Linked DNA regions of Homo sapiens: all the other regions are linked to region 5. A link is a contact called in ENCODE Hi-C or POLR2A ChIA-PET data. All regions are on one chromosome and are shown on one strand. The core of a region is the stretch at or near the end of the contact, and the rest is flanking DNA. Distances in the headings are between cores, read along the strand shown. Region 1 holds the start of IL21R-AS1 (IL21R antisense RNA 1). Region 2 overlaps IL4R (interleukin 4 receptor). Region 3 holds the start of XPO6 (exportin 6). Region 4 overlaps GTF3C1 (general transcription factor IIIC subunit 1). Region 5 holds the start of ZKSCAN2-DT (ZKSCAN2 divergent transcript).

Region 1 (5,051 bases), core at 970-3,469, 2.2 Mb after region 5:
CTGTGGTTTTCACACCTTCTTGGGGGCAACAGGTTCCAGGAGCCACCTGTGGGTGCCACCTGAGCCACAGGCTCCCAGGAAAGCAGCACAGCTCTCCTGCACCCAGAGCTTGCTGGGTGGCGGAGGGGAACACAGATGGTTGGGGAAGGCCTGAGGCCAGATTGGGGGACTCTGGACTGGGGCAGATGAGGCTCCTCAGAATCCCACCTTTGAAGGGAACTCAGCTTATAAACACAGAGGAGCAAAGTTGGAGGGCCGGGCGTAGTGGCTCACACCTGTGATCTCAGCACTTTGGGAGGCCAAGGAAGGTGGATCACTTGAGGCCAGGAGTTCGAGACCAGCCTGGGCAACATAGCAAGGCCCCATCTCTACAAAAATTATTATTTTTTAAAAAAATTAGCCAGGTGTGGTGGTGCTTGCCTATAGTCCCAGCTACTCGGGAGGCTAAGGTGGGAGGATCGCTGGAGCCCAGGAATTTGAGGCTGCAGTGAGCTGTGATTACACCGTTGCACTCCAGCCTGGGTCACAGATCAAGACCCTGTCTCTTAAAAATAAAAGTTGGAGACAAGAGCTGGCTCACCTGAAAGGAGGGATTAGTAGGTAGGAGGGTGGATGGAGGATGGATGGATGTGTGGGTGGATAGGAAGATGGTATTAAGTTGGTGCAAAAGTCTTTGATATTACTCTTAATGGCTTTAATAAAAAGCTTGAAGGAAGAATGATTGGTTGGATAGACAGAGATAAATGCATACTGGAAACAAAGATAAAGATAAAACACAAGTTATACCAGGCCAGCAACTCTATTTTGTTCACTGCCTTTAGTCCCAGCCTGGCACATAGTAGGCACTCAATAAAGCCTGATTTGTAGCATTTGCTTATTTCCATGGTGTAATTTCATGCTCCTGATTTGAGTCTAAACACAGAGTTGGGAAGAGATATGCACAATCTGCCCTCCTGGCTGGTATGAGTGAGTCCCAGCTCACCGATGGTAGCCCAGAGAGAACATCAAGAGGAGTAGGGGGCTTCAGGGAGGAGGTGGTGTTGGTTGGACTTCGAAAAATGAATAGGAGGCTGGGAGTGGTGGCTCATGACTGTAATCCTAGCACTTTGGGAGGCCGAGGCGGGCAGATCATTAGAGGTCAGGAGTTTGAGACCAGCCTGGGCAACGTGGTGAAACCCAGTCTCTACTAAAAATACAAAAATTAGCTGGGTGCGGTGGCGGGTGCCTGTAACCCCAGCTACTCAGGAGGCTGAGGCAGGAGAATCTGAGAGATGGAGGTTGCAGCGAGCAGAGATCACACCACTGCACTCCAGCCTGGGTGACAGAGCGAGACTACGTCTCATAAAAAAAAAAAAAAAGGAAAAATGAATAGGCGTTGTTACATGTACCAGCTATTTGGGGCAGAGGGAAGAGCTTGGACAAAGGCCTGGAGGTACGACCAAGGGTCAGGAGCAAGTGGGACAGGCGCTCCTCGCCCTCCAAAGACCAGGCCAGAATTGCTGACAAGACTCACTGAAGAGGAAGGGGGACCGATAGCAACGTCACTTTCCCAGCTGCCGCATTCCTCACCTTGCCGTCTGCAAGCTCTGAGGGGCAGAGTCATCCGTCTGACAGATGAAATGAAGGCACAGCTCAGGCTGGTGACCTGCCTGAGGTCACACACTGAATGAGTGGTCGGAGCTGGAACCAGAACTCTGGGCTTCTGATGCCACTTTCAGCTCTTTTTCACCTTGCTCTGCTGGAACGTACCTAGATCAAGAGGTGAGGAAGGTTTAGCAGACGCCGTGGGTGCCTGCTGCATCTGCCTGTGCAGCAGTTTGGAGACGTGGCTGACCCCAGCTCTGGGAGTGGCTATGTGAACCAGGCCTGCCCAGTAGGACATTTCTTCCCCCTGGCAACAGTACAGTTTAGGGACAGACATACCCTAGCTGGTCCATGCTCTCTTTCTGCTGGGATTACTAAGCTGTAAGGAGGGTACTGGGAGGGGCAGCAAGAAACACACAAGAAAGCAGAGCTGAGAGATGGTAATAGCTCTTGAGATCCCGGATCCAGCCATGCCTGAAACCACGTTTCTCCTGGACCGTTTAGATACATGAGTATGGAAGTCATTATGCTGTTCACCATATGCTGGGCACATGGCAGGATTGTACATCCTGACCCTCTGTAGCCAGATGGGGCCATGTGACTGGCTGGGACTGGGCAGTTGTGAGCAGAAGTGATAAGTCTCACTTCTGGGCAGAGCATTTTTCAGATGGCTACCACACCCCCTGGGGTGTTTTTCCTCTGTCACAGAGACAGATGATGATGGTGACTGCTCCATCTGCCTGGGCACCTGGGTCCTTGAGCAAGGAGATACGGACTGAAGTTTCAGTTCACTTGTGATAGACGTGTATCGTGAGCAAGGAATCAATCCTTTGTTGTTCTAAGCTGCTGAGATGGGGCTGTTTGTTACCACAGCATAACCCTGCCTACCCTAGCTGAATCAATGAGCTGATAAATTTCCTTTTTTGCTTAAGCTGGTTTGAGGTGGGTTTCTGTCCCTTGCAGCAGAAAGTGTTCTAGCATTATTCTGATATTATCCCCACAGTAAGGACTCTCCTTCTATCCTAAGGAAGGACCTTGTATTAGTCCTTGTGTCACTATAAAGAAATACCAGGCTAGGCTGGGATCACGCCTATAATCCCAGCACTTTGGGAGGCCGAGGCAGGCGGATCCCTTGAGGCTAGGAGTTCAAGACCAGCCTGGCCAACATGGCAAAACCCTGTCTCTACTATAAATACAAAAATGAGTCTGGCATGGTGGCACATGCCTGTAATCCCAGCTACTCAGGAGGCTGAGACACGAGGATCACTTGAATCCGGGAGGCAGAGGTTGCAGTGAGCTGAGATGGCGCCACTGCACTCCACGCTGAGCGACAGAAAGATCCTGTCTCAAAAAATAAAAAAGAGAAATACCAGGGTCTAGGTAATTTACAAAGAGGCTTAATTGGCTCTCAGTTCTGCAGGTTGTGCAGGAAGCATGGCACCAGCATTTATTCTGGGTGAGGCCTCAGGAAGCTTCCAATCACAGCAGAAGGCTAAGGGGGAGCCTGCGTGTCACCTGGCAAGAGTAGGAGGAAGAGAGCAAAGTGGGAGGTCCCAGACTCTTTTAAACAACCAGATTGGCTGGGCACGGTGGCTGACGCCTGTAATCCCAGCACTTTGGGAGGCCGAGGTGGGTGGATCACCTGAGGTCAGGAGATCGAGACCAGCCTGAGCAATATGGTGAAACCCCATCTCTGCTAAAAAAAAAAAATACAAAAATCAGCTGGGCTTGGTGGCTTGTGCCTGTAGTCCCAGCTGCTTGGGAGGCTGAGACAGGACAACTGCTTGAACCCAGGAGGCAGAGGTTGCAGAGAGCCGAGATCACACCACTGTACTCCAGCCTGGGCAACAGAGCCATACTCTGTCTCAAACAAAACAAAACAAAACAAAAACAAACAAACAAACCCACCAGATCTCCCATGAAGTGACTGAGCGAGAACCCACTCATCACCAAGGGGATAGTGCTAAGCTGTTCAGGAGGGTCTGCCCCCATGAATCACCTCCCCGCAGGTCTCACCTCCAACGTTGAGAATCACAGTTCAACATGGGATTTGGAGGGGACAAAGAGCCAAACCATATCACCCCATTCAAAGGGCCCAGAAGACCAGGCTCCAAGGGCAAGTCATTTGCTGTCGCTGCGCCTCAGTTTTCTCTTTTATAAAGTGGAGGTTAGGAATCAGCCTCTTGGCTTGCTCCAGGAATGAAAACAGAGGGTGGAGCAAGCCCTTATTAGATGTCAGTTGTCTTAGTGTTTTTGTTTGTTTTTTGTTTTTGTTGTTTGGTTTTTAGACAGAGTCTGACACTGTCACCCAGGCTGGAGTACAATAGCGTGATCTCTGCTCATTGAAACCTCCGCCTCCCAGGTTCAAGCAATTCTCCTGCTTCAGCCTCCTGAGTAGCTGGGATTATAGGCACGTGCCACCACACTTGGCTAATTTTTGTATTTTTAGTAGAGACGGGGTTTCACCATGTTGGCAAGGCTGGTCTCGTACTCCTGACCTGAAGTGATCTGCCCGCCTCAGCCTCCCAAAGTGCTGGGATTGCAGGCGTGAGCCACCACGCCCGGCCAGAGGTGCGTTGTCTTTCTATCATCACCTTGAGCTAGGCTCCAGGTCAGAGGAGAAGAGGGCTGTGGCCCCAGCCCTTCCCAATCTCCTTCCCAGAGAGTTCATAAATGCTTCCCTCCAGATGCCTTGAAGCTTGCACTGCTTTCTGCTGGGATTCAACGAACACATAACCCCAGCTCTCCAACCATCAACAGTTCCTGCGAGATCTCAGCCTGGGATGCTGTCTGGGGGTCCCAGATGCTCTAACAAGGGAAGGAGACAGAGGGAAGTGAAGGCCCAGAAAAAGGCAGTGATTTGCCTGGAGTCCATCATGCTCTGCCCCATTCCTGAGCTCCTTTTGGTCCCCCCGCTGGAGGTGAAAGCCCCTTCCTCCCTCCTATCTGGGGATGTTGTTTGCCTGAGCCCGGCTGCTGGCCCCATGGTATGGCACAACCCTGCACAGCCCACCCAGTCCCAGGGCACCGGTGGAACCCAAGAAGGGGACTTCCGGTGGAAGATGGAGCAGTGAGCACGTGCACTGCCCCTCCCAGGAGCCCATTCCACTGACAGTAAAGGAAGCAGGCGCTTCCTTTAAACTCTCGACAGGAAAGAAAGCAGGCGCTTCCTTTAAACTCTCGACAGGAAAGAACAAGGAGAGGACTTGTCTGCCATCAGGAAACACCCACGCATTCGTGTAAGATGAGAGGATGGAGTCAAGTCTGCTCGGACGTCACCTTCTCCACTCTGGGTTGGGTCCTTTATTCAAAGTGCAACACCCCACTGCCTGGTTTTGTTTTTTCCATCACACTTATTATACCTTCTCATACATTTGTGTTATTTATCCATCATATTTACTGTCTATCGCCACTACAGCAGGGATCTAATTCTCCGCTGGGTCTCAGAGCCTAGAATAGTGCCTGGT
Region 2 (5,098 bases), core at 2,455-4,954, 2.1 Mb after region 5:
AAAATGGAGAAAATAATATTACCTATTTCATAGATTATTAAATGCATTCTTGTATGTAAAAGATGTAAAAGAAAACTTGGCATGTGGTAAACTCTGTGTGTTTAAGTGAATGGTGAGGCTGCCCAGTATAGGAGGGCAGAGCTTTCCAGGTAAAGACTTTCTAGGCCTCCTGGGATTATCAGGCCCTCTCTGTGTTGGTTGTTGTCATACATGACAGCAGTATTCCTTCCAAAGGGATGCCAAGTTGTGGTTGCACACTGCACTTAGATCCAGTTGATTGACAGCACTGTTCAAGTCAACTGTGTCCTTACTGATTTCTGCCTGCTGGATCTGTCGATTACCAAAAGAGTTGAAGTAATAGTAATAATACTATTATTATCCAATAATAGTATTATTCAGAATAATCACACAGATTTCTCTATTTCTCCTTGCTGCTCTCAGTTTTTGCCTTACATATTTTGACCCTTTGTTGTTAGTTGCCTACACATTAAGGATTGTTATTTACATCTTCTTGGAGAATTAACTCCCGAATCATTATATAGTGCCACTTTTTTTTAATTTAAAAATTTTATTTTTTATTTTTTGAGACAGGATCTTTCTCTGTTGCCCAGGCTGGAGTTCAGTGGCATGAACACAGCCCACTGCAGCCTTAACCTCCTGGGCTCAAGTGATCCTCCTGCCTCAGCCTTCCCAGTAGCTGGGGCTACAGGCATGTGCCACCTCTAATAACTTTTCTTTAATTTACAATAGTATTAGTTTGTTCTCATGCTGCTCTAAGGACATGCCCAAGACTGGGTAATTTATAAAGGAAAGAGGTTTGACTCACAGTTCTGCAGGGCTGGGGAGGCTTCAGGAAACATATTATCATGGCGGAAAGGGAAGCAAAGACATCCTTTTTCACATGACGTCAGGAAGGAGACACGCCAAGGAAAGGGGGGGAAAGCCCTTTATAAAACCATCAGATCTCAGGAGAACTCACTCACTGTCACGAAAACAGCATGGGGGAACTGCTCCCGTAATCTAATCACCTCCCATGAGGTCCTTCCCCCAACACGTGGGGATTACAATTCATATTACAATTCAAGGTGAGATTTGGGTGGGGACACAGAGCCAGGCCATATCACATTATTATTAATTAGTGCCTTCTCTCTCATTTTTTTGATTCGCCTAGGTAGAGATTTATCAATTTCATTGATCTTTTCGAAGAACCAATTTTTGATTTCATTGATTTTCCTCGATTAATTTTCTATTTTTAATTTCATTGATGTATGCTCCAATTTTGTATTTTTTTCTTCTGCTTGTTTTAGACATATATTGCTTTTCTGTTTCTAGTACTCTAGATGGAAACAGATTATTGATTTTAGAACTTTCTTTCTAAGATATACATTCAATAATATAAATTTCCCTCTAAGCACTGCTTTTGCTACGTCTCACCGATTTTGATAGGCTATATTTTCATTTTTATTTAGTTAAAAATATTTTTAGTTTCTCTTGTGATTTCTTCTTTGATCCATATGTTATTCGGAAGTGTGTTTTTAAATCTCCAAATACTTGGAAATTTTCTGGCTTTCTTCCTGCTAGTGACTTCTAATTTGAATCCATTGTGGCCTAAGAGCATATGTTGTGTGATTTCTAATGTTTTCAATCTCTTAAGGTTGTTTTATGTCCCAGAATGTGGTCTGTCTTGGTGATTATTCCACATGAACCTGAGGAGAATGTATATTCTGCTGTTGTGAGATGTAACAGTCTATAAATGGATACCTCTGTTAATATGACCTCGGGTGACTCTTTTTTTTTTTTTAAGTTGCTGCTTCACCATTGGCTTTTGGAGATTTTGCAGATGATAAAATCCTCAGGACTTTTCTGCTGCTCAGTCAGATTTTCTTATCCTACACTTGCGGAACTGTTGTTTGAAATTGACAAGCAGGATGGCCAACTCTGCCCGGCTCATTTTATTTCATCTTATTGGGTTCAGCCTGCAGTTTTAGGAGATGAGATTGAAGGAACTGGTATACTGGAATCCACGGTGGGCTCGGAAGCAAACAAACGTGGGTTCTGATTCTAGCTCTGACCTTTTACCAGCTGTGGGACCTGGTGGATGGGTTATTTGGCCTCTCTGGCCTCAGTTTCCTTAGCTAGACAGTTGGGATAACAGCCTACCTTTCAGGATTCTTGTGTGGATTCGGTGAGGTAATACTTCTAAAGCACCTAGCAAAGTGTCAAGTACAAGGTAAGTGCTGGGCAAGCAGGGATTTTGTTCACACAAAGCCTTGACTCAACATAAGGAGGCTGTTTCCAATGGCTCTGCTTAACTGAGACCTGAGAGTGATTGCTCCATCTGTGGTGGCATATGGGCTGAAACTGCCTAGCAGCATGTCAGAAGTGGGGTGTTCGCAGGACATCCTTGTCCAGGTTGGCAGTTGAGCTTGGCAGGTGACCGCTGAGACCCCTTCCAACTCCACCACTTCAGGAATCTCTTTTTTTTTTTTCTGAGACAGTCTTGCTCTGTCACCCAGGCTGGAGTGCAGTGGCTCAATCTTGGCTCACTGCAAGCTCCGCCTCCCGGGTTCAAGCCATTCTCCTGCCTCAGCCTCCTGAGTAGCTGGGACTACAGGCACCCGCCACCACGCCCAGCTAATTTTTTGTATTTTTAGTAGAGACTGAGTTTCACCATGTTAGCCAGGATGGTCTCGATCTCCTGACCTCATGATCTGCCTGCCTCAGCCTCCCGAAGTGCTGGGATTACAGGCGTGAGCCACCGCGCCCAGCCAGGAGTCTCTTGATTTAGAATGGGAACTTGAAATCATCTCCTCTTGCCGTGTACTTGAACGCGATAACCTGGCACTTATCTTTTTAATTCTTTTACTCACCTGCATCTTTGTTCTTTTTGCCTCTGATGTTCAGGGAAGCCTCTTCTCCCACTGCATCTGTGATCTCTCCTGAAATGTAGCACCCACACATCCCTGAGAAGCTAGCTGCGGCACGTGTGTGTGCACATGGGCATGCGTAAGTCTGGGCGTGCCTTCCACAACAGATTAAGGATATCAATCCTGACGCCATGCTGGGATGTTTTAGTGAATCTTGACAGGGTTGTTGACTCCCCTGTTTCCCTGGAGGACTTTACCATGAAAGTCTTCTGCTGTGTGACTTTGGACAGGCGTCTTGGCCTCTCTGTTTCTCTTTATTCATAATTGAGGCTAAAGTGACACCTTTGCCATCTCTGCCACAGGATACTGTGGGCATCTGTGTAGTTGTGAGAGTAAAAGTTACTAGGACTTGCCAAGGAAATCAGTGTCAGGAACCCACCACCCCATTCCCGCCCCTCCTTTACTTGAGACTTTACTTTTGTAACTCTCAGCAAGGAAGACGAGTTCAACCTTTGAGCCGATACAGAGCCTTCCCCTAGAGAGAGCTTTGCAGCCTCATGCTGAGCCAGTTAGGGGCCCCACATCATGTCCAAAATGAATTTAATCAACAAACAGTTACTGAACACGTCCTATGTGCCAGGCACCGTTGTAGATACTGGGGACTCGGCAGTGAATGGGACAGACCCTGGCTGTCAGGATGACAGACAATTTAAAAAGGGACAGATGTCCCACGCTGGCTTGTCCTTTGCACCCCTGGCACTTCGTGAGGAGCAGCGGCCAGTTCTTGTATATAGACTGGCCCTTGGTGTACATTTGTCTGACGTTTCCAAATGATGTATGCATCCTTGGCAGGAACCCAGGAAAAGACATGCTGTGCTCTTCTCAGGAATTGTTTCAGGGAGGTGATGTTGGGGATTTGTCCCATTCTTGTTGGTGAGTTTAGATCACTTGGTGAAGGTGGTGTCTGCCAGGTTTCTGTATTGTAACGTTCATTGATATGTATTTTCACTCATTAGTTAATATACAATACAAGTTTTGCAGGGAGTTACTTTGAGGCTGTCATAGTAAAATAGAGCTTTCCCTTCTTCCCTGTTTATTTATTTATTAGAGATGAAGTCTGACTCTGTTGCCCAGGCTGGAGTGCGGTGGTGCGATCATAGCTCACTGCAGCCTCCAACTCCCAGGCTCAAGCCATCCTCCTGCCTCAGCCTCCCAAGAAGTTGGGATTACAGGCACACACCACACTGCACCCGGCCTCCTCCATTTATTGATCTATGTCAATACAGACTCCTGGACTTTAACTCCAAGGGTTACAAGTGGATACCATAATATTCATTTTGATGCTCAAAATGTGCCTGTTTTGTCCAGGTCAGGCTAGCTGCTGAGTACTTCCTTATTGTCTGGCACAAGAATTCCAAGCCTATCTGGTACTTTTCCTTCTCCTGGAATCAGCTATTTCTCTAAGGCGCTCTGGTTCCTTTCAGTACAGAATAGTATTTAGAAGCCAAGACCTGGTCACTAGGAAGGCATGATAATCAAATGTGATGAATGATCTTGGATTGCATCCTGGACGTATAAAGGGCATTATTGAGGCAATTAGCAAAACATAAATAGGGGCCGTGGATGAGATAGTGGTGATGCATCACTGTTAATTTCCTGATTTCGATGGTTGTATTGTGATTATGCAGAGAATGTCCTTGTTTTTCTGACATGCACACTGAGGTATTGGGGTAATTTATTCATTATGGAGATATGTGAGTGTGTTTATGTGTCTCATACACAGATGTTTCTTAATGATGGGGTTTTGTCCCCATAAACTCATCATAAGTTGAAAATATTATTAAGTCAGAAATGTACTTCATACTCCTAACCTACTGAACGTTATAGCTTAACTTAGCTCGGAACACTTGCATTAGCCTACAGTTGGGCAAAGTCATCTAACACAAAGCCTGTTTTGTTATAAAGTGTTGAATAGCTTGTGTAGTTTATGGAATACTGAGAGTGAAAAACAGAATGGTCGTATGGGTGCTCCAAGTACTGCTTCTACTGAACACCCATTGATTTTGCACCATCATAAATTAGGGGAAGAGAGGAAAAGCACGCGTAAGGGAGGAAGGGCCGGGTACAGTGGCTCACGCCTGTAATCCCAGCACTTTGGGAGACCAAGGTGGGCAGATCGCTTGAACTCAGGAGTTCGAGACCAGCCTGGGCAACATAATGAGACCCCATCT
Region 3 (4,410 bases), core at 1,000-3,499, 3.0 Mb after region 5:
AATGTTATACCTCATACCTCTAGATTACTCTTTAGAGAAATCCTATCCCCAAATTTCATAGTTGAGGAAATTGGAACTGAGAGCTTAACTGATTTGCCACAATTCATACTGTGTAATATATATGTTAAAATACATAGACTCAGCTGTGCACGGTGGCTCACGCCTGTAATCCCAGCACTTTGGGAGGCTGAGGAGGACGGATCACTTGAGCTCAGGTTCAAGACCAGCCTGGGGAACGTGGTGAGACCTCATCTCCACAAAAAATTAGCCAGGCATGGTGGCACTTGCCTGCAGCCCCAGCTACTTGGGAGGCTAAGGTGGGAGGACTGCTTGAGCCCAGGAGGTCGAGGCTGCAGTGAGCCATGAACGTGCCACTGCACTCCAGCCTAGGAAACAAAGCAAGACCCTGTCTCAAAACAAATAAAAATAAAACACATACACTATACGTATAGCATATACTGTACGGTGCTGCTCAGCATTAATGGTGTACTTTACCCAGCTGGTTGTAAGCTCCATATCTCAGGACCTACACACTACCCACAGGCCCCTTGAATGTTTCGAAAATTCCACAGGCCTTAAGGTCTGTATCACAAAAGATGCAGCTATGTCCCTTTCTCTATTATACCACTAACTTGGCAGGGGTAAAATGGGTGAAACTGAGGAGAACAGCTCCACTCCTCGAGGTGCTCAACCACAGGCTAGGTGATCCAGTACTTACCAAGGGCTTACTATGTGCCAGGAGCTGGAGCAGATAAGGGTTCAAACAATTTGGTCTTTGAAGGAGCTGTGTATACCGCAATAGACAGATAAGGCTCAGAAATAATTACAAGAGCAAAAAGGCAAATGCTTAACAAAGAGATGTGGGTACACACATTTAGGGGAGTATTGAAAGTATCGGTCTAGAAAACGTGGAGATGTGGATACACAAAGAGATGTGAGTACACACATTTAGGGGAGTATTGAAAGTATCGGTCTAGAAAACGTGGAAGGTAGCTTCAGCAGAGATCAGAGCATGTAGAATAGCAGCCTCAGTGTCAAAAGATCACGACCATTCCTGACTTTGCCATCACCTGTGCAAGTGACCTCTGTAAATCGCTCTGTTTCCTCATATATAAACCTACAGCTAGATGAGATGTTTCTCCTACAATCACCCAGCTCTCTAAGTGTATTAGAGATGCCTAGGTTCAAAGTCAGATGCCTAGGTTCAAATCTTAACACTGTTAAAAAGTCGCTTGACCTTGAGCTGGGGAATTAATTGCTCCGTGCCTCAGTCTCCCCACTTCCGAACAGAGGGCTGGTGTGATCATTAAATACTACTGCACTGTCAATCACTTCGCGCAGGGCCTTGGCAAGTAGTAAGCCCTCAATAAACGATAGTTATTATCCGGAGGAGCTGCAGGAGGCAAACACCAGATGCAAGGGTTGTGCCTGCTGCGCTCCCAGGGCCCTCCCAGGCCTGAGCCATCATCCCTGGGGGGATGGGAGCGCAGGGCCGGGGCTGCACACTCTGCACGCATGTGTCACCGGCCAGGCTCCGCACGCGCCTCTCCCCGCCATGGGGAGAGCAGCGATGGCTCAGCAGCCCCGGGGCCCATTCCCACCCTTCCGGTAGGGCACCCCAGGAGGGAAGGGGGCTCCAATTCCACTTACCATGCTGGCCGGGGAGGGGGCGGCTCAGATGAGCTGGTTCTTGGGCTTCGGACACGTCCCGCTCGCACAGTTCAGGTCATGGTCCCGGCAGACTCGGGAAGTCCCCCACCCATGCAAAGACAACCCCTTCCCCACCGGGCCCCGAGGGGACCCTCTAAAAAGGGCAGGGCCGCCCGGGTCGCCTCATCGGGGGACCCCGAGACAATTCATCCAGACCCACCCGCCCCTCCCCAAGGAAACTGAAAAAGCAGGAAATGAGGCTCGGATGCCGGCGAGGAGGGCAGCTGCTCGGGACCCCCGCCCGGGCCCGACCCCCGCGGGGGAGGCTGCGGGCCCAGGCAGGGGCTCCCCGGCCTCCGCGGGCAGAGGTGGCGGCGGCCCCGGCCCCGAGGCTGAACGGGCGGAGGCTGACAGGCCTCGACCGCGCGGCCCAGGCGGCCGGCTCAGGGGAGAGGCCCGGGGGCCCGCGCTGTCCTCGCAGCCTCAACCCACACGGCCACTGCCGCCGCCCCCTAGAGCATCCTTGCGCGCGCCCGCCCTGGAGCCGCCCGCTAGTACCGCGCGGCCGCCCCCGACCAACAGCCCCAACGCGCCGGAAGTGGCGAGCGCCGGGCGGCCCCACAGCGCGGCCGCCGGGCTGCGGCGCTGGAACCGGACCAATCCGGAATCGAGCGGGGCGAGCGGGGGGAGCGGGCGGAGGGCGGAGGGCGGGGCTGCACCTGACGGCTCCCACTGGCCCCGCCTTCTTACCACGCCCTCTCTTGCCCCGCCCCCTGCGCCCACCGCCCGTGCGTCCACGCGGGCCGGCAGCCATCTTGGTAAAGGGAGCCCGGGCTGCCATTTTAGTAAAGGCGTGGTTTCCCTTTCGCTTTTTTCGCCCATTCATTCCGCTAAAATTTTAGTGAGTGCCTTTTACGGGCGGAGCATCGAGCTGGCAGCGTGACGACACGCGGCCCTATGGAGCTTACATTCATGCAGTCCACACACTCTTGCCCGACTATATTCCAGGCCCTGCTGTGGATGCTAGGACAGGGGAGATAAACGTAACTTCGATAGCCAAGGTGCTGAGAGAGGCAGAGAATGTGTTGGATTCCTGTTCCCATCCTCCAATCCACTTTACTCGTGAAAGTGCTCATCTTTATTTTGTTTTATTTTTGGGGACAGGTTCTTGCTCTGTTGCCCAGGCTGGAGTGCGGTAACACAATCATGGCTCACTGCAGCCTCAACCTCCTGGTGCGCCACCATGCCCAGCTAAATTTTTTTATTTTTTGCAGAGGTGAGGCCTCCTTTTGATGCTTGGGCTGGTCTGGAACTCCTGGGCTCAAGCAGCTTTCCTGCCTCAGCCTTCCAAAGTGCTGGGATTACAGGTATGAGTCATCCAGCCAGGCTGAAAGTGCTAATTTTAAGAAACAGTCAGGAAACTATCCCAAACAGCTGAGGTTGAGCCCGCGGGTGTGCCTACTACATAGATTGGAGCAAATCTATGTAACCCAATGGCCCTTGTCAACCTTAAATAACGAGATTGAGAAAATAGTATTTAAGTATAGGGTTTATTCAAGCCCGAAGCTTGAAGATGGCCCACCAGAAGTATAGTCCAATTAGTGGCAGTTACAAATGGGGTTTCCTTGTTTGTTTGTTTGTTTTTAAGACAGGGTCTTGCTCTGTCGCCCAGACTAGAGTGTAGTTTGTTGTTGTTGTTGTTTGAGACGGAGTCTCGCTTTGTCGCCCAGGCTGGAGTGCAATGGTGCAATCTCAGCTCACTGCAACTTCCGCCTCCCGGGTTCAAACGATTATCCTGCCTCAGCCTCTCGAGTAGCTGGGACTACAGGCACCCACCATGATGCCCGGCTATTTTTTTTATTTTTAGTAGAAACGGAGTTTCACCATAGTGGCCAGGCTGGTCTTGAACTCCCGACCTCAGGTGATCCGCCAGCCTCGGCCTCCCAAAGTGCTGGGATTACAGGCGTGAGCCCTCCCGCCTGGCTTCAAGTGGGTTTCTAAGGAAAAAAGAGGCATAACATAAGGTTGAATAGGAATGATGAGAAAGGGGGAAAAAATAACATAAGCTATTGCCTATACATTGTTCTTTGTATCACAAATTTCAGGAACCTGAAGGAAATGGGGGAGGCAGCTAGTCTGGAACAAAATATCTTTAAACAATTGTCCCCGAGCATGTGGAGGTGGGAGTGTGCCCGAACTCCCATACACAAGTCTCAGTGGACCTGACAAATTTTGCATACTTCACATAACTCAGACTTCCCTGAGCTATTTTTCTTTCCTGTCAAACCTCAGTGTGATCTGAATCAATTCACCCAGAAGGACTGTTAAAACAAAGATTACTCGCTCCACTCATAGACTTTCCCATCCAGTAGGTTTGAGATGGGGCTGAATAATTTGCATTTCTAACAAGCTCCCAAATGAAGCTGATGCTGCAGGTCTAGATACCACATTTGGAGAACCACTGATACAACACTTTACCACTGAAAGCAATAGCTTTCAGGGGTTTTTTAGTTTTTTGTTTGTTTGTTTGTTTGTTTGTTTTTGGAGAAAGGGTCTCACTCTGTTGCAGTGACATGATCATGGCTCACTGCAGCCTCAAACTCCCAGCCTCAAGCACTTTTTTTTTTTTTTTAATGAGACAGAGTTTCGGTCTTGTTGCCCAGGCTGGAGTGCAATGGCATGATCTCGGCTCACCGCAACGTCCGCCTCCTGGGTTCAAGCAATTCTCCTGCCTCAGCCTCCCAAGTAGCTGGGATTACA
Region 4 (5,039 bases), core at 345-2,844, 2.2 Mb after region 5:
CCTCCCACAGCACCAGCAGGAGCACTCACCAGCGGGCCTGAGCCGGGCGGGCACAGGGGTGCAGCGGAGCTGGAACTTCATCTGGCAGGAGTTGACCACAATGCTGTCGTTGGGGTTGAGGTTGCGGGTGCTGACGATGCCGGGGGAGTAGTAGCCCCTCATCAGCAGGTAGTTGGTGTGGGAGGCTTGCGCAGGTTTCACCTCCATGCTCCGGCGCTTGCCCCCTACACCTTCGTCCAAGTCATCCTCTTCATCCTCGTCATCCTCCAGGCTGCCGTCCTTCCCCAAGCTAGAAGGGAATTGTGACCTGGATACCTGAGCATAGGCCAGCCAGTTGCTACTGCAGCCTCTCCCCTCCCTCAAGAGGCCTCTGTGGCTGGGCTTCAGCAGTGGCCCCAGCAACTGGCTATGCTTCATTACCAAGGCTGGTGTGGATGGCTGCCCCAGATCCATCCCCTTTCCCACCTTCCCGTGCACCGCGCTCACCCCTTGTCACATAGCTGTATCTCTGTGGGGACTGTTCCTTTTGCCCGTCTCTCAGCCCAGAAAACACCCATTTCCCCAGGAAGCCCCAGTTCTGTTGCGAGGCCCTCAGGAACAGTCCTCCCTTCTCTTCCCTGCCCCTCCCCTGCCCCGCTGTGCTGCGTCCTTCTCTTTGGCTGATTCCCATAACACCTGGGAGGCACCAGCAGAGGACACCTTAGACACCGGCCTATAATCCCCAGTCACTCATCTGCAACTCCCATCCCACAAGCTCCCAGAAGGCACTGCTGACCCCTGCCCGTCTGTATCTGGCCAATGCCTAGCACGTGGCCAGACCTGATGCTGCGGATGCCGGACTCTTACCTTTTGATGACCTCATTCTCCACCATTGAGCTGTCTACCACGATGATCTGCTCCGGGATCCTGACATCCACAGAAATGAGGCCCAGAGAGAAGAGGGTCAGGACGGCCACACAATTTCCTCCAGGGCCGTCCAGTGAAAAGGCCACCATGTCGTTTGTGGGCTCGTTATTATCCTGGTCTTTGAAAGAGAAACGATCAGGCTGGTCCAACTTGCCGGCAGCCCGCATTCTGTCCAAAAACTGGAATGACTCCGTGCAGATGGTGCTTGGAAATCGCCACGTAAAAATCCTACAGACAAAAAGAAAGGAAGGGCCTGACTGAGGGCCAGCTGTGGGAAGCCTTCATTTGGATGGACTATGAGCACGTCAAACCATTATGGTGAGAACTAAGCAAAACGCCCCACTTCTTCCCTAAAGCTCTCTGTCCCATCCCAGATGAAGGTGCTGCATTCCCACCTAGCGGTGTTTGTGTCTCTCTTCCCCGCTTGCCTGAGTACCTTCCGGGCAGAGTCCTGTCTCCTCATCTAATTCAATGTGGCCTCACCTGGCGCTCCAGGAGGGCGCTGGCAGGCTCACCTTACAGGGGCTCACTGTACACAGCTGCTGAACTAGGGATGGTGAACACGCTTTCTGTAATAATAGTCTCCGCACAAAGCCAGCCCTGGTCTTACACATGTGCCCAAGCTGTCTCCACGCAGTGCCTGGTGAGTCACTTCCCCGGCTCTGTCCAGAGAGCAACATTCCATGACCCTGCTACCAGGGTCAGAGGGAGGGACCAAAAAGGCCTTCCTTGTCTGTGACCACTGCCCTCGGTTCAGATGGGGACATGCGGTCAGAGCAGTGTCTCCGTGACAAATGGCCTTGTTGGATTTGGGCACGTATCTTCTGCTGCCACACCTACTTCCCAGAGGCCTGAGGGTCATTCGGGGTCAGGGTCTGGGGAGGAGGAAGTGTCTGCCGTCGTGGGGAAGGGATGGGATCAAAGAACCAAAAGAAGATTCATGGTGCTGTCTCTGAGCATCTGACTGCAGCCCCGTGCAGACCTGAGTGCGGGGAAGGAGAATGGTGTGAAGGGGAAGCCGTCAAGACGGCAGCTTAGGAATGTTCTCAGGGACTCTCTGCGTGTGGTCAGGAGGCTGGTGGTGCAACGCCCTCTGCGGCATGAAGCCACACTGCAAGAGCGCTTCAGGAGGGAGCCCCAGGAGGATGCCTGTCTGAATGCACCTCCGCACCCCAATCCTGCACTGGCTGTTGGTGCTGCGAATGGGCCCAGGAGGCTTCCCAGGTCTCAGGGCTACGCGGAAGAGGGACTGAGGCTATGCTGGAACAGGAGGGTGGACTTCCAGCCAGGCCAATTATTAAATGCAAACTGATTTCACTCCATCTGACGAGAGAAACGGAAACAAACCACCTGCAAAATGGTAACGCCGCCAACACAAAGAAGCTGCCAGCGCTCACCTGATCCCCATACCACGAAGGAGGTAAGGGGCTGCAGGAAACCCAAGCCGGCATCTTGCACATGAGGCTGCGAAGGTCCCTGGCTCCTACACGCTTTCATGGCCACAGTGCTTCCTTTGCTCCTCTTTACAGACAGGGCGTGGCTCCACCTCGGAGTACCCAAGGCTCCTGACAGGTACTCACCTGTAGTAGGTCTGGGATAGCTGGTAGGACATTGGCACGAAGGGGAGGGCCCGGTTCTTCTTGGGGCCCAGCGTGTGGTTGACCCGGCGCCGGTTGACCAAGCTCCTCTTCTGGCACTCCATGAAGGCCTTCACAAGAACGTGGTCCTTGTACTCCCGATAGAGGCGGAAAGTCTGCAACACAGGGCGGCGAGGGTGAGTAGGGTTCTCCAGCCGGCCACGGAGAGGGCTGGGGTATGTGGAGGCAGAGGCTGCGGCTGATGCTTTATAGAGGAAGTGACCGATCGTGGGAGGCCCAGGCTGGCGTATGTGTGTGTCAGTGAGTGTGTGTGTGAGTGTGTGTATCAGGGGGAGGGGTGCTGAGGAAGTCAGCAATCCCAATTCTCGGACCACCACGTCACACTTCCAGAGACCACAAAGGACAGGGAACTGACGAGACAGGGGGGCTATTCACTCCCAAGCCGATTTCTTTTGGATGCAGACAGAGGGAATCAACACAGAATCATCTCGTCTACCACTCTGTCCCTTGGCCTCCCACCCAGCCAAAAGCACGTCAGGTGGGCTCTACCTTCCAATGCATCGGGTTCGTGCCACCTGCACTGGCCCATCTAGTCTATGCCACTGTTCTTTCTCACCATGGTCCCCAGCTGACTGGTCTCCCTCCTTCCCCATGTCACTTTCCCCAATCCCTGACCATTCTCCACAGCAGCCAGAGTAATCCTTCCATGCCTAAATCAGACCACACATTCCTGCCCTGCCTCAAAACCCCCAAGGACTTCCCTCTGCAGATGTGACCACAACCAGTCCTTCACGACAAGGAGCCTGATAAGTGGGACCCTGCCCGCCCAGCCACCACTCTGGCCTCACGTCCCCCAACACCACCCCTCGCTCACTGCCCTCCAGCCTCCTGGACCTTCTTACATTTCTTGAAAAAGCTGAGGCATCCTGCCTTGGGGCCTTTGCCCTGCCGCTCCCCTAAATCTTTGCCTGGCTGATTCCTCAACATTCAGGGCTCAGCCCAAATATTTCCCCTCAAATAACAAATCCCTCTCCATTCTCCTCCTCTGAGGTCAATTGCCTTATATTATCCTGTTTTATTTTCTCCATAGCAGCCACCTGAAACAATCTCATTTGCTTACTCATTGTTTGGAAGTCCCAGGAGAACACAGATTCAACTCCTTTTTTTTTGAGCCAGGGTCTCACTCTGTTGCCCAGGCTGGAGTACAGTGACACCAACATAGCTCACTGCAGCCTCGACCTCCTGGCTCAAGCGGTCCTCCTGCTTCAGCCTCCTGGGTAGCCGGGACTACAGGCACTATGCCTGGTTAATTTTTGTATTTTTTGTAGAGATGGGTTTTTCACCATGTTGCCCAGGCTGGTCTCAAACTCCTGGCCTCATCCTGCCTCAGCCTCCCAAAGTGCTGGGATTACAGGCGTAAGCCACCATGCCTGGCCTAGATTCAACTCTTGCTGTTGCCACCCCAGTGCCTAGGCGGAAGGAAGTACCTCTGCTGGACATGCCATGGTGACTTCATGGCTCAGCCTGCTAAGTCTCATGGACCTGGGCCCCGCCTAGTGAACAAGCAGCTCAAAGGACTGTGCAGTCAGCAGAGTCTCTGTTACTCCAAGCTTCTGCAAAGGGCAAGCAACCAGCAGTTCCTGAGTATCTAGCATTTGCCATCCTCTGAGAGAGCTCCTATAGGACTGTCTCCTCAAAAGCACTGGCCAAGAAAAATCCCTGTCATGGTCTAAGGATTTTAGGTGCTGCCCCCAGGACCTTCAGTGACAGAGGAGGCTGAGGCACATGGACTTTAAGTGATCCTCTGAGGTCACACTGTCAGGCAGGGGTGGGTCAGAGGAGAGAAGAGCAACCTCACCACTGCACCTTCCTTCCAGTGGAGGGACACAAGGGGACCGGGGACCGGTGCGGTGGTCAGCTGGGGCTCTGGGGCAGCACCCAGGTGTTCCCTGGAGCGTATCTGAATGAAGCCTGTGCAACTTGCTTCCTCTAGACAGCACCTGTGCGCCAGTCCTGGGCATGCAGACCATCAGACCTTATGGGGGAACACTCTCCATGTGGTGGGCGGGAGAAGCTGGGAGTGGCCATTACACCATCATCCTTCCCTAGAGCACTGGAGGGAAGCTGCATCTCACTCCTTGTGACAAGCCTTCTGTGACTTTGCTCTTCTCTTCCATTTGAATATAACTAGCGAATGGGTGTATTCCCACATAACAGGATAGGAGCGCTCAGGCCATGTGTGGTGAGTTGGGGGGTATCGTCCACCCACTCACATTTCCAAGAGGCTGGGCTGTCACAGGCACAGTGAGCCCACCTGCAGCCTTCCACTGGCTTCCCGGAACCTTGAGGGGAGCCTCGCGGGGTCCCCTATGGGGCTCTGACATTGCTGTTGGCCTTCCAGTCCTCACTCAAGAGTCACTAAAGAAGTGTCCTGTTTCCTGCTCGGGGAGGGAGGCTACGCAGGCCGGTGGTCTTTCTAAGGTGACTTTCCATGCCCCTGGGGGTTAAGGCAGAGTGACTAGGCCTTCGGTACCA
Region 5 (4,841 bases), core at 1,511-4,010:
AGGGTCTCGCTCTGTCACCCAGGCTGGAATACAGTGGTGTGATCACGGCTTACTGCAGCCTCAACCTCCTGGGTTCAAGCAATCCTCCTGACTCAGCCTCCTGAGTAGCTGAGACCACAGGTGCACGCCAACACACCTGGCTAATATTTTTTTTTTTTTTGCGATTTTGTAGAGACTGGGTTTTCCCATGTTGCCCAGACTCAGTTTCCATCTTTATGATACCTTTTCACTTATATTGCACATGTTCCTAATTCTTGAAGTGAATGAAACCTTTCTCCTATTCTGAATATGTATCAAGGAGGCCCTCCACTGCACATTCACAGCGTTGGGGTACTGCGGAAATCTGCCCCAGCCTCTGCACTAGGCGTGCTCCGAGTCTTCCCTCTTACCATTCTTGGGTAAGGGCCGACGTTCTCGCTTTCGGTTCAGCTGTTCCTGGTGTCCTGAGTGGAGGCTTCCAGGTTCCTCCCGAGACACCGCCCTGGGTTGGGTCTCCACCTGCTCTGGCTGGAAGTCTGCCACCTCCCACGCTGCTCCAAGTGGGGAGTGCTTCTCCCGGTGCACGGGACTGCTGACCTGAGAAATGAAGTCAATACCATAAGAGGGAGTAAAACAGGCCCATATCAGGGCGAAATTCTCCCAGGAAAGACATCAAAGAAGGACAGAGACATGAGAAGGAATGAAAATTCCACTCCATTCCCAGTGGAGTCTCTGAGAGCGCTGGGCTGAGAGTACTGTCCAGCAGTCTGGGTGTAAGGTAACAGAACAGTGTTCTTTTTTCTGAGACAGAGTTTCACTTTTGTTGCCCAGGCTGGAGTGCAATGGCACGATCTTGGCTCACTGCAACCTCCACCTCCCAGGTTCAAGCGATTCTCCTCTCTCAGCCTCCCAAGTAGCTGGGATTACAGGCATGCACCAACACAACCGGCTAATTTTATATTTTTTTAGTAGAGATGGGGTTTCATTATGTTGGTCAGGCTGGTCTCGAATTCCTGACCTCAGGTGATCAACATGCCTCGGCCTCCCAAAGTGCTGGGATTACAGATGTGAGCCACCGCGCCTGGCCAGAATAATATTTAATACTAAACAGAGAAGGAAATCTGTCAGGAGTGAAAGAGCCTCCTTGTTGCTAGAATAGATATTATTTGACTCTATATCTGTTACGTTCGCAAAGAAGTTACCAGGACATGAATATATACAGTAGTGAAATGAAAACTTACAAAATTAATATCCACATCTATCTGTCTATCCCTGACCAATACAGCAACCTGCTGATAGATCTCTACACAATGCAAGTCTGATGCAAGGTGAAACCGCAAATCTTGCAAATGCTGCAGGATTTCACGAGGTTCATGAAAGTGAGGTTGAAGAACAACTAGAAGAGCATGCAAGCCACTGAGAAATGAAGATGTGGCAGTTAGACTGGAGGAGAGTGACAGAAATGAAGGCATGAGAGCACTTCAGAAGACACTGAGTGCAACAGTAAAACGCTTGGAGACGGCTCTGGGATAACGGATGAAGTCTTTTTTTTTTTTTTTTAAAGGGGGAACAGAATAGCCTTTTTTGATCAAAATGCGTAAGTGAACCTCTGTGACGCAAAACCATATTGTTCTCTTATATTGTTTTGTTGCAAACATTATGCCAAAGATGACGATAAATGCTTAGGTGAATAATGTCTGGTTTCCATTGTAAGATAATATTTCAATCAAAGCTTTTATTTTTCTATTTCATGTGAAATTCTGATCCCCTTTTAAGTGGATTCACTTAAAGTGAAAAGACCCCCTTATAGGGTCTTTTATTAGTACCATTTATCTTTCTCTGAAGAGCACGTCTTTCTGCAATACATCCCTGCCCACATGCCTTTCCCATTCCCTTTTTTCTAAGTACAAAAATTTGGAAAATCCTCTCTCACCTGCTGTCTTAGTCTTCCAGTCTCTTTCTCCAAATGCACTACCAGGGCCACCGCTTCCTCTCCACTTTGCGGACACTGCTTCTGTGCCCAAGCCTGAATCTTCTCGGGTAAAATGGTGAGAAACTGCTCAATCACCAGCAGCTCAAGTATTTGCTCCTTGGAACGCATTTCTGGCTTCAGCCACCGGCAGCAAAGTTCCCAGAGTTTACTGAAAGCTTCATGGGGTCCAGTCACATCCTCATAACAGAATTGCCTGAAGCATTTGCGGAAGGTCTCAGAGCTATCCGATCCTTCCAGAATGGGCTCTGATGCCCACTCAGGGTCCTTTTCCACCTTCATTATTAGGCATCCCTCAACCTCCAGGGGCGCGTCGATCTGAGAGTCGAGGGCGACAGCCATGCTGCAGCCCAGGGGTCAACTTCACGTCTAGCTCAAGGTGGGGACCCAAAGAAGACTCCAAGCGCTCCCTGCTTAATGTTCCTGGGAGTGTGATAAGGTACGGAGGTAAAAACGGCCAGGTCGGCAGGAACAGGGTATTCCAGGCTGATTAATCAAATCTATGCCAGGCCCTTGAAAAGGTGAACGTATACTCTAAGATGCAAAAGCCTGGCCTCTTCTCCAAACAAGATGTGACCGCGCAATGTGGTTTTCCAGAGTGCATCCCTCTTAGTGCAAAGTCGGAAACCGGGAGGCTGGACGACTGGGAGAAAAATGAAGCAGGCTGAGGAAAGGCTGGGCGGAGGCGGACAGCCGGGCCGGGAGGGGGTGTGTCCGCTACTCCCGGGTCGGGCGCGGAGAGGCGAGTCCCCGAGTGGGTGGGGCCGGATGTGCAGGCCCCGCCCGGCGCCAGGTTCCGGGCTCGGGTCACCGCAGCACGTCCAGGCCGCCGCGGGTGCCGCTGGGGCCGCCGGATTCCGAGAGCGGCGCCGGGCTCTTTCGGGCCCACGACGGCCCCGACCGTCCTGAGGAAACCGCTGCCGCCGAGGAAAGGCCGCAAAAACTGTTCCGCCCGGAAGGGAGAAGAGCTGCGGGGCGAAGCCAGGGCTCGCAGGGGGCAGCGGCAGGCTGCTCGCGTTCGGCCTCGTCCACTCGGCCCGCGGAGAGCGCGGGGGGCGCTGGGAACCGCAGTCACGCATGCGCCGCCTGCCACCGAGCGCCGCGGGGCCCGCGCGAGGCGTCCTGGCGGGCGAGGGGCTGGGGGAGGGGGGGGGGGCCGTGCGGTGGACTCTCGCGAGAGCGCGCGGCGCGGTGACTCGTCGCTGAGGGACTTTAAGATTGTAGAGGGGCGCGGAGGGTCCTCCCCGGGGCGGAGGGACACAGAGGGATTCTAGGGAACCTGCCGTCGCGAGTCCCGCTTCAGGCGGAGAATCTAGGCGGCGGCGGGGCCTCCCTGAGGCGGAGGAGTCGGCACCGGGGCCTGGCTGCCGGGGAAGGAGAGCACGGGAGCGGGGACTCCTGTGTCTGGCGGAGGGACACGGCGTTCCGGTGGAGGGATCTGTTCCTTGTACCTGGTCCAGGGTTGCGGTCGGGGATGGAGCGGTTACCCCGACCCTGCGGGACCTTCTTCCTCTGGCGGAGGTGCACGGCGCGGCGTGGTGTTTTTCTGGCGGAAGTATCTGTGCGTGGCCCCAGGCCCTTCCCGGCGCGGTCTCATCTGGGGCCACTTGTTGGCCCTCGCGTTGGGGAGGTTCATGTGGTGCATCCTGATGAGAAGGGGGGTCACAGGGGTCTCGGGGCCAGGGTTCAGCCAGCCAGGCCCCAGCTTGCTCTCTTCTGGTGCTGCCCCTGTCCCTGAATTCATAGACCCGGCTTTCCCTCTCTTGAGCACCTACTATGTGCCAGGCTGCGCTTTGCGCATGTAGCAGAGGCAACAGTGTCACCTGGGAAGCTGGTTTCCCCCAAAGGAACTCTTGTCTGTCCGTTGTTGCAGAGCCAGCGCATGAGACCAAGTGTGAGTATCAGGCAGTGCAGCCTTCATTCAGTGGCCATGGAATTGGAGAAGTGGGAGGGTAGCTCGCAAATCAAGCTCTCAGCTCTTGGAAACTGAGAAGTTACAGGTAATAGGGAGTGTTGACGAAAAGTAAAACCGTGCAAAATATTTGAAGAGATTTATTGTGAGCCAAATACGAGTAACCACAGCCTGTGATACAGCCCTCTCGAGGCCCTGAGAACATGTGCCCAAGGTGGTCGGGGTGCAGCTTGGTTTTATGTTTTAGGTTGGCATGAGACATCAGTCAAATACATTAAATACATTGGTTTGGTCCAGGAAGGCGGGACAACGCAAAGGGGTGGGGGTGGGGGCTTCCAGGCTATAGGTAAATTTAAATATTTTCTAGTTGACAATTGGTTGAGTTTGTCTGAAGACCTGGGATTGATAGAAAGGAAGTGTTCAGGTTAAGATAAAAGATAGTGGAGACTAAGGTTCTTTTGAAGTCTTATGGTGGCTGCTCTTAGAGATAATAGATGACAAATGTTTCCTATTCAGATCTTCAAAAGGTGTTAGACTTTTAGTTAATCCGTTTAGGATTGGGAGGGCCTGGAAGAAAAACATCTAGCTATGTTAATAGATGTTCTTTACAGATGCACATTTTACCCCACAAAGGATAGCTTTTGGGGGAAAATGCTGTCCTTTATGGAAGAAATTGCAAAATAGGGCAAGGAAACATGTTTTGGGGTAAAATATTTTGACTTTCTTTTTGTCACGTAATGTTATGCCAGAGTCAGAATGGAAAGTAAGTCATCATATATAGGATTAAATAAAACCCATCTGATGAGAATTTATGGTTTGTAGGTCATGACTCCCCAGATCCCTTAGATAGGAATTTGGGCAGGATTAAAAAAATCAAGAGTTTAGGCTGGTCGTGGTGGCTCACGCCTATAATCCCAGCATTTTGGGAGGCCAAGGCAGGTGGATCGCTTGAGGTCAGAA

The links. A loop is a pair of places that touch in the nucleus more often than their neighbours do. ChIA-PET counts read pairs that join two places held with the same protein, here RNA polymerase II (POLR2A). Pooled maps may share reads with other maps.
Region 1: a loop to region 5 is called in a map with no recorded cell type, with 4 times the contacts of the local background. The contact joins the promoter of IL21R-AS1 here to the promoter of ZKSCAN2-DT in region 5. A Hi-C loop is called at or near these places in 2 of 168 maps with a recorded cell type or tissue (IMR-90 and naive thymus-derived CD4-positive, alpha-beta T cell), 1 of 37 single-sample maps with no recorded cell type and 6 of 50 pooled maps.
Region 2: a loop to region 5 is called in a map of ascending aorta, with 10 times the contacts of the local background. The contact joins the enhancer-like site here to the promoter of ZKSCAN2-DT in region 5. A Hi-C loop is called at or near these places in 2 of 168 maps with a recorded cell type or tissue (ascending aorta and chondrocyte). POLR2A ChIA-PET finds 5 or more read pairs at or near these places in 1 of 52 experiments (H1).
Region 3: a map of naive thymus-derived CD4-positive, alpha-beta T cell shows a loop between it and region 5 (13-fold over the local background). The contact joins the promoter of XPO6 here to the promoter of ZKSCAN2-DT in region 5. A Hi-C loop is called at or near these places in 2 of 168 maps with a recorded cell type or tissue (CD4-positive, alpha-beta memory T cell and naive thymus-derived CD4-positive, alpha-beta T cell), 1 of 37 single-sample maps with no recorded cell type and 10 of 50 pooled maps.
Region 4: a loop to region 5 is called in a map of IMR-90, with 4 times the contacts of the local background. The contact joins the enhancer-like site here to the promoter of ZKSCAN2-DT in region 5. A Hi-C loop is called at or near these places in 1 of 168 maps with a recorded cell type or tissue (IMR-90) and 1 of 50 pooled maps.

The regions. Positions count from the first base shown.
Region 1 is chr16:27,451,174-27,456,224 of GRCh38, forward strand. IL21R-AS1 (IL21R antisense RNA 1) reads right to left here and starts at 2,220. Exons shown (of 3, transcript NR_037158.1): 1 at 1,924-2,220; 2 at 1,570-1,749. It overlaps IL21R (interleukin 21 receptor), which reads left to right. Exons shown (of 9, transcript NM_181078.3): 9 at 1-869. RefSeq lists an enhancer at 1,628-1,727.
Region 2 is chr16:27,331,412-27,336,509 of GRCh38, forward strand. The region is part of intron 2 of IL4R (interleukin 4 receptor); the gene reads left to right. Among named protein-coding and RNA genes, the nearest start is that of IL4R, 20 kb to the left of the region's middle. Within about 2 kb of position 3,705, at least 2 of the 41 ENCODE cell types and tissues checked have a DNase peak (open chromatin) inside an H3K27ac peak, as active enhancers do.
Region 3 is chr16:28,209,716-28,214,125 of GRCh38, forward strand. It overlaps XPO6 (exportin 6), which reads right to left and starts at 2,250. Exons shown (of 24, transcript NM_015171.4): 1 at 1,651-2,250. The coding sequence starts at 1,653. RefSeq lists an enhancer at 1,370-2,368 and a silencer at 1,998-2,487.
Region 4 is chr16:27,469,262-27,474,300 of GRCh38, forward strand. It overlaps GTF3C1 (general transcription factor IIIC subunit 1), which reads right to left. Exons shown (of 37, transcript NM_001520.4): 30 at 2,487-2,659; 31 at 847-1,134; 32 at 30-289. Among named protein-coding and RNA genes, the nearest start is that of IL21R-AS1, 18 kb to the left of the region's middle. RefSeq lists an enhancer at 2,061-2,562. Within about 2 kb of position 1,595, at least 3 of the 41 ENCODE cell types and tissues checked have a DNase peak (open chromatin) inside an H3K27ac peak, as active enhancers do.
Region 5 is chr16:25,254,817-25,259,657 of GRCh38, forward strand. It overlaps ZKSCAN2-DT (ZKSCAN2 divergent transcript), which reads left to right and starts at 2,761. Exons shown (of 1, transcript NR_170220.1): 1 at 2,761-4,841. ZKSCAN2 (zinc finger with KRAB and SCAN domains 2) reads right to left here and starts at 3,029. Exons shown (of 7, transcript NM_001012981.5): 1 at 1,913-3,029; 2 at 390-576. The coding sequence starts at 2,311. RefSeq lists enhancers at 2,395-2,955, 3,371-3,690, 3,811-3,890 and silencers at 2,641-2,880, 2,961-3,160.